Regions from separate parts of the Homo sapiens genome. Here region 2 is linked to region 1. Evidence: chromatin contacts called from ENCODE Hi-C or POLR2A ChIA-PET data. All regions are on one chromosome and are shown on one strand. The core of a region is the stretch at or near the end of the contact, and the rest is flanking DNA. Distances in the headings are between cores, read along the strand shown. Region 1 overlaps SMPD3 (sphingomyelin phosphodiesterase 3). Region 2 has its middle 43 kb from the start of SMPD3.

The links. A loop is a pair of places that touch in the nucleus more often than their neighbours do. ChIA-PET counts read pairs that join two places held with the same protein, here RNA polymerase II (POLR2A). Pooled maps may share reads with other maps.
Region 2: a map of astrocyte of the cerebellum shows a loop between it and region 1 (4-fold over the local background). The contact joins two enhancer-like sites. A Hi-C loop is called at or near these places in 4 of 168 maps with a recorded cell type or tissue (astrocyte of the cerebellum, heart left ventricle, stomach and 1 more) and 3 of 50 pooled maps. POLR2A ChIA-PET finds 5 or more read pairs at or near these places in 2 of 52 experiments (activated CD4-positive, alpha-beta T cell and naive thymus-derived CD4-positive, alpha-beta T cell).

What each region holds. Positions count from the first base shown.
Region 1 is chr16:68,416,436-68,420,529 of GRCh38, reverse strand. The region is part of intron 1 of SMPD3 (sphingomyelin phosphodiesterase 3); the gene reads left to right. Among named protein-coding and RNA genes, the nearest start is that of SMPD3, 30 kb to the left of the region's middle. Within about 2 kb of position 2,414, at least 18 of the 41 ENCODE cell types and tissues checked have a DNase peak (open chromatin) inside an H3K27ac peak, as active enhancers do; they include stomach, where a contact is called at or near this core.
Region 2 is chr16:68,489,477-68,493,570 of GRCh38, reverse strand. No RefSeq gene overlaps it. Among named protein-coding and RNA genes, the nearest start is that of SMPD3, 43 kb to the right of the region's middle. Within about 2 kb of position 2,375, at least 5 of the 41 ENCODE cell types and tissues checked have a DNase peak (open chromatin) inside an H3K27ac peak, as active enhancers do; they include stomach, where a contact is called at or near this core.

The DNA of each region.
Region 1 (4,094 bases), core at 1,165-3,664:
TGCTGGGCAGGGATAATGGGAGGACTGTCAGGTAATGGTGAAGCATCCCTTTTAAGCCTGGGTAACCAGGCTATTAGCCTAGCCAGAGGGAGCCAACTGGAAGATCATATAGGCTCCGTACCAGGCTGAGTGTCTTTGGACAAGTCCCTCAACTTCTCTGAACCTCAATTTCCTCATCTGCAAAGTGGGACAATAACAATTGTACCTTTTTCCTTATAGGATTGCGAAGTTCAAATGAAATGGATATGAAAGGTGCCTATAGTAATGATATTAGTAATAAGAATAATGGCCGGGCATGGTGGCTCACACGTATAATCCCAGCACTTTGGGAGGCTGAGGCAGATGGATCACCTGAGGTCAGGAGTTCGGTACCAGCCTGGCCAACATGGCAAAACCTGTGCATGCCTGTGGTCTCAGCTACTTGGGAGACAGGTGGGAGGATTGCTTGAGCCTAGGAGGTTGAGGCTGCAGTGAGCCAAGATCACACCACTGCACTCCAGGCCATGTGACAAGAAAGACACTATCTCTTAAAAAAAAAAAAAAAAAAGCAATAGCTATTCGGGATACTACATGTTCCAATAATCAGCTACTCTGATCCCCACTTTACAGATGAGGGAGCCCAAGAACAAAGTGACCTCCAAGTTCCCACAATTAGTGATAGGTGGAGCTGGAACTCAGGCAGTCTGGCTTCAAAGTCTGTTCTCTCCCCCACTCTCTGATGCTGCCTTTATCATTAGTGTCATTATACTCATTTTAGGAGTAAGGCTTCATTATGGTTGTCATCTTCATCATCATCATTACATGGGGTTCATGGAAGCTGGGCCCTGGGGCATCTGTGCTATGTTGGAGGTGAGGAGGGTTCTCTCTATCTTCCATAGGAAGGGAGGAAAGTTATTGTTGTCAAGATAGAGGTGAAGTACATGGTTTTTCTCTTACCAAAACTCTGGAGATGCAAGGAAATGTGTAACAGGATTTGAGGAAAGACAGTCAACAGATGTTGGATGCTGCATCCCCATCCTGCCCCATCCCTCTGGCTAGGCGTTGAGGGGGACATTGTCCCCACATGTGATATACAATGAGCTGCCTGTGGGTGATAGGGCAGTAGATTCCTGGCCACCCAGCCATCACCTGTTTCTCCCGCACTGGCTGATCCCCCAAAGGAAGGTTCCAGAGACCTGACACAAAATCCTCAGTCTTGTTAATGTGCTCAATGCATGTTCCAGAACTTCAGCCAGTCCCTGCAGTGGGACCCTGGCTCAAGCGCCATCAACCTTGACTTCTTCCTGTCTCATTGGTGGCCATAGCTGCTCTGGGCAGCTTCCTCCAAGACCCCCCGACCCTCCTAAACCAGCCTTAGAGGGTATGGTCCAGCATCCCTTACCCCTCCAGGACTAGACAGCCCAGCCAGATACTAGCTGTGGCCCCTAGCCACTACTTCTTCATCCCTCTCACCTCTCCTGAGGCCTATTTCTACAAATAGACCATACTGGGGCCTGCCCTGTACCCAGCTTTGCCCTCATGCCACACTCTCTCCATCCTGTCCTTGACCCCTTCCTCAGCATCCTGCACTCACACCATCCCTTTCTCCCCTCTAGGAGGATACATCTAGCAGACCCATTCTAGACCCAGCATACAGAAGGTTCCCTGCTCTGGCCTTCTCATCACCCAAAAGGACAAGAAAGTCCAGACCCATCTTTAGACAAGCTCAAGACTATGGTTCAGGCCCACCTGACATTTACAAGGAGACAGAGCCAGGGGCAGGCTTACTTTAGAAATGAACAAAAGAGTTTCCCAAGCTACCTCCCCTTTGAAATGGGCATCCCTGTTCTCATATGGGATCCAAACTGGTTTGCAAGGTAACGTGTGGTATATGGGGTGCTAGTGTAGACTATAAAATGCATTGAATCCTCCTCTGCTGCCTGCAGGGGGATGTGATGTCAACATGGATGTTGTTCTTTGCCTTCCCCATTTGCCTTTTGGGGAATATGTCCCTATCAGGAAAGTGAGTCTCTCACCCTAGGAAAGCTCTCTACTTTAAAAAATTTAGTGCAATTCTTTTTATATCAGATGGTTATATTTAAAGTATTCAAAGGCCTAGATTTGCATCGTCTTGGTTAAATTACTCATCACCCATCTCTCATCTACAACCTTTTTTTTTTTTTCATTTTATGAAGGCTTCATTTACATAAAGAGTCTTAGTTTTCCTCCAGCCAAGTAGGTGCTCATTTCTCTTGTGGGTATTTGAGTCATGTATCTACCTGCCTGGATGAACTCGGTGGGCATCTACACGGGACCTTCTGCTGCGGCACACCGTCTGCTGTGAGCTGCAGGTGCCTGGGTAGGCATCTTTCTCCCATGAGAAAGTGAAACCCAACAAGCCAGAAATGCACCTTGGCTGACAGCCCGCACACAACAGGAAGGGAGTGGGGGCAGATCCGGCAACATGATAGGGCACTTTCTTGAGAGCACAGGATTTTATAAAAAGTTGTTATGAATGTGTACCATTTATTGAGCACTTGATATGTACCAGGCATGTGCTTGTTGTATTTTTCTTCAGAATAATTATGTGATGCAGGCATCAGGCCCACTCCTTGGCTGAATAAACTAGGGCTTAGAGAAGTTGTAACTTGGCAAATGTCCCAGAGCTGGTAACCGGCAGACAGGTCTGTCTGACACCACACCCCCATGGCTGTATGTATGTGTTTACTCATTTATACCCTACTTCATTCCACGCAGGGTTTGAGGCAGCTCAGACGGAGCTGTGTGATATAGCAAAACGACACAAAGAACAATAGCAAGGAAAGCACGTTAAGGGAACTCTGAAGGTACCAGCATCTTTGTCTAGTAGCGTGTAGGTCTAGGACTGGTCTCCAAGCTTCCTAGCAGCCAAAGCAAAGAAAGCCCAATCTCTTCCCCAGTTGTTTGTGTTTGTATCATAAACACAATCCAAACACAGACCAAAGGCCAAAAGAAGCACAATATTTCCTAAGTCCAAGTTCAAAAATAAACAAATGTCTCTCAAGTGGCTCCTTAGGGAGGCTTGAATGCAATAAAAGAGTAACAGTAGAACAATTGAGGGGGCTTTGTCAGCAGCCCCAGCATAGCAGGGCCAGAGTGGCTCTGGAGTGGGGTAAGAGGCTATCAATCAACCCAGCCCCTCTTAGCTGAGTCGGGATAGCTGTCATAGCCTGGGTTCCCTGAGTGTGTGCGAATTTGTTGATGAGTTCAGGGAAGTGAAGAAGGCAGGATCAGGCAGATGGAGAAACAGACCCAGACTGTGGGTGCAAATGAGACCTCAGCAGTTCTACAGGGAACTCAGGAGCTGAGATAGCTCCTCAGAGTTGTCCCAGATGGGGGCCAAGGGACCTGGCCTTGGTACCCCCTCCCCATCTGCCAATCATTCAGAAAGGGCTTAATTTTGAGTGAGGCAGTTTGCCTCAGCTGAGGGCAATGCCTAGGGAGGGACACAGCTGTGAGATGTCCCCAGTACCCAGGGGATGGGTGCACCAGCCCTGAAGACAGGGTCTAAGTGGAAACCACGGCAGCCACCCCAAAGAGCCCTTGGGTACAGCTTTTGTGACTGAGTGCCCTGGCAATCAGGAAGCAGCTTTCCAGCCACAGAGCTCTCCTGGGACTGAGGCATCTTCCAGCGACACGGGCCTCCCACCTAGACCTGACAGGCCTCAGGACCAGCCAAGTTGCCCCTGGAATATAGCATGGCCTATGCTCTGACACACCTGTGCTCTGACCCACCGGACAGATAGGGCTTGAAGCCCCAGTGGCTGCATGGGTGACAACAACTTCAGCCTGGAAACTATTAAACACTCACCTAAGGCACACCTACCTACATTCACACAGCTTCAGAAATAAAAGCGCCACAAAGCACCTGGCTTTAGCAGTATTGTTACTTCCTGGTGAACCTGCCAAGGTAAACTGTTTGCTGAGCATACAAGGACGAGGCAGAATAAGGGAACAAGTTTGATGTTGCTGTTAAGAGGGAAACTGCTAGGGTTAGAAGACAACAACGGCCTTAGATTGTGTAAGGTTTGCCGGTAACATTCTGGACAGGAGGGTAGGAGGGATTAGGGAGAAAC
Region 2 (4,094 bases), core at 1,126-3,625, 73 kb before region 1:
CACCTCCCAGCTCGTGCTGGCAAGAGCCCCAAGGGAGGCTGCAGGTAGTTGGGCCCCAGGCTTCACCCCACCATCCAGAGAGGGCCACACTCAGGTTTCTCACCCTTCCCCCACTGTCCTGTGTCTGACATTGACCACAGCCCTGAGCGGTACCCCAGTGAGGCCCCAGCTTCACCCAGGTTTGATGCTGGAAGTGCTTGGTGGCCATCAAGAAGGCCAGGGGCAGTGGCTCATTCAATCTGCTCCTTTCCCTGACACACTGGAACCCCAGGACACCCTCCCTCCGCTGTGGGCCAGCGGAGGCCTGGGGGCTGAGGGTCCATCTGTCTGGCCACTTTCCATGGCTCTGTAGGGGCATGCAGCCCTCCATACAGGGCCCAGGTAGCACCTGGAGGACACAGAGGAAAGCCCAGAGGATCTTTGAGGGAGTGACTGAGCCTCAGGGAAGGGCCACACCACCCCCGGGCCGTGCACCCCCCATCTGCAACTCCCAGGTGGTGCCAGGGGGTCTGGGGGAGTGTTTGCTGCACAAATACACACAAAGATCACAGCCTCCCTCCTCAGGGCACACCCCACCCAGTTCCCCCCACATCCTCTGCCCCTGAGGCAGGTGGCAGCCATCCCGGGGGACCTCCCAGCAGGGCTGCAGGAGGTATGAGGGGCACCCCACTGGCTCCACCTGGGTTGCTGGCAGGACTCTGTACTCCAGGTTCAGGGATCCCCAGCCTGACCCTCTGGCCTGTGGCCAAACACCTCCTCGCTGAGCCTCCACCCCAGATTCCTCAGGCTGCCCCCCCATTCAGTGCCTGGCTCCAGTCTTCACTGTCAAAGCCCCAGGGGAGTGCCCTGGACTGAGAATAGCAGCTGCACCCACAGCTCCCCACCCTGTGCCAGGCACAGCCCAGCTCCTCACAAACCTTATCTCCTGGCACTGGGGCACAGCCAAGGCCTCTGCCTCCACTCTGGCCTTGGACTCCCCACCTTTGTTATCTGAGCCTGGACTCCTGCACCTGCACAGTTCCCCCCACCCCAACCCTGTGGCTGCTACTGCTGTGGGAGCCTGGCTAACATGAAGGCCTTGTCCATCCACCAGGCCTGACCGGGCAGGCTCTCTTCTTTCAGGAATTTTATGGGCAAGGGGAGGAGGGCCCCACTGGTGGTGCCACAGGGCAAGGAACAGGCCAAGGCGGTGGCAGTGACCAGGGCAGCGACCACTGGGTGTACCCTGCAGTGTGGCCTAGAAGGCTGAAGCGTTGCGGTCCCTGGGAGCCCTCGGAGCCCATGCGGACAAGCTTGACCACTTCTAGCCAGGGCCTCGGTGGCTGTTCCTCCCCTCGGGATCTCCATTTCATATATCAAATAAAGGTTTCGGTGGACGTGTCTAAGTGCCCTCCCAGCTTTTGGAAACACTGAGACTGAAACCCCGGGTGGTTCAAAAGACTCATGAGTGGCTCACAGGCCAGGAGCCAATGGCCAAATAATCACATTCCTCACAATCAAATGAAATTCTCCCAGCTGGCCTGTTGTAGATCTCGGGTCGAGATTCATGCACTGTAAACACTTGGTATCAACTGGCTGACGAGTTGCAGCCTGCACCGGAGAAGCAAGAGGGAATGGCTTCCATCTATCTTCCCAAAGCCAACTCAGAGGGTCTGTGCCGTGTCTCAACCCTGGCAGGCCCAGATTGAAGGCACGAGAACACGGATTTGCAGTCCCTTGTGATCAGGGTCCAGAATCAGCTCAGCAAGGTGGAGTGAGTCTCATGGGCCCCCAGCAATTGGCACAGGGGCTTGGGACCCAGGCCTCCAGGCTTCCCCGCACATTCCCGGCGCTGCCCCCTCCACACCACAGAGACCCGCGACCCCTGCCCCACTGCTCCTTCGGCCTCTTCTTCGCTGCCCCCCTGGACTCACGTAGCGTTTTGAAGGTGAATTCTGCTTACGGTGAATGCCATTTTGAGGTCGTCTGTGGACAGAGGCTTCTGTGGATCAGTGTAAACGACAGAAACGTGCCTGGCCAGTGCTGTACTTGCCATGCGTAACCAGAAAAAGGTTACAGGATGCAAAGGCTCAGTGATCACAGCTGAGACCCAACTCCTCCTTGGCAGGGATCAAGTTCAAACTTTTAACCTCCTCACCAGGCTCGGGTTTCCTCTCCCCTCCCCTCCTGCCCCTGAGGATGGGGGTCTCCAAAAAAACCTGAGTCCCTTCTTTCCTAGAAGTTCAAACTTGTGGTCCCAGGGAGTCCACAGCCTGAGGAATTCAGGGCAAGAAGGGATCACGTGCCCTTGTTTCACAGGTGACTAACAGCCTCCGGGAGCCCATCCAGGCTGAGAGCTGTCAGACATGAGTCAGTGGTTTCCTGCTGGACTGGGGAGGACACCTGCAGTCCCCACCCGCACCTGGCTGTTCCACACTGGCTGCTCCACAATGGCAGTGGACAGGTGGGTGGGGAGATGCAAGCCTTGGCCCCACCGTCACCTCACAGTGCTCGGTCCAAGATTCGCCCCTGAGCCCAAACACCCATCCCCCATCCCTCCCACCACCCCTCCATCTATTTACGCACACAGTGTGTGGTGGGAACCGGTGAGAGCAGCATTGCTGAAGCCATGAGAGGAAAGGGTTGGCAGCACCGATGTGCTGACTGTCCTCTGCCCTCACCCCACATCTGTCCTTCCCTGTCTTCCTGACACACTGCCCAGGTAGACCCTCCCTCACCTCCTCCTAATAAGCTCCCTGGGCTCTAAATCACTCTCCATATTGCCTGCCAGGGATCTTTCTAAAACACAAACCTTGGCTGGCATAGATGGTGGCTCACACCTATAATCCCAGCCCTTTGGGAGTGCAAGGCAGGGGGATTGCTTGAGGCCAGGAGTTCCAGACCAGCCTGGGCAACATAAGACCCTGTCTCTTTAAAAAAAAAAAAAGAAAGAAAAAGAAAAAAGAAAAACCCTGGACAGCATTTAACAAGTGCCCCTCCTGTTAAATACTGTCTAGATCCCTTGGAAGGGAACGGGAGGCTTCACAACTGGATCCAACTTGCCTGAGTCATCTCTGGCTCCTAGGAGACATTGATAAATGTTGATGAATGAATGGATGGATAAATGCATAGCACACCCCAGACTCTGGAGGGGCTCACACCCTAAAGATTGTACCACCTCCTAACATCAGGGATCCTGAGCCACAAGCAGGGCCAGCTGGAAAGGCCAGGCCCCAGCAGTAATGGGTAGGTACATGGACGTTGTCCTCTAGTCCTGGGTGCTGCCCCATAGCTCCTTCCAGTGGGGAATAGGCCTAGATCAGTATCCTTCCACCCAGGAGGGTCCTCAGGACTCTAGGGCCCTCAGTTCTTCAGGTCCTTCCTGGGCAGTCTACTGGGGGACCACCTCCCTGGAACAGGTCTCTGAGCCAGCGACCATGACTGCTTTTGGGGGCCCTGACACCAGCTCAGATACTTAGTTATGCAAAAGTGAGTTTCATGAGAGTTGGGCTGTAATATGGGACTGTGGCCTCTTCAGGTGCAGAGTGATTTTTTTCCAATGCTGAGCTAGAGGGCCCCTTGGGTCCTGCTCAATATTTCCCACCCCTGGGGCAGTCCTGGGGCCAAGAAGCTTCCTTAGAGAATGCAGATTCCTGACACTGTCTTCAGCAAGTATTTCTAGGACACCCCTCCCTCTTTGTCTGGGGCCCAGGGAGTGCAGGCCTCAGGGCTTTGATTGTAGTCACCAGCCAGGTAAACCCAATGGGAGACTCAGTTCTGAAGCTTCTGCAGTAGTTTGTAGCCAGCCAAGAAAGGCTATGCGGAAGCCTCATACGTGCTGATGGGAATGGCAAATTGACTGCTTTAGAAGGTACTTCAGCAGTTTCTTTAAAAGTTAAATATTTTCCCGGACGCGGTGGCACACGCGTGCAATCTCAGCTACTCAGGAGGCTGAGGCAGGAGAATCGCTTGAACCTGGGAGGCGGAGATTGCAGTGAGCCGAGATCGCGCCATTGCACTTCAACCTGGGTGACAGGGCGAGACTCCGTCTCAAAAAAAAAAAAAGTTCAATATTTCTATTCTGCTGTATTGGCCTAAAGAACAACAACAACAAA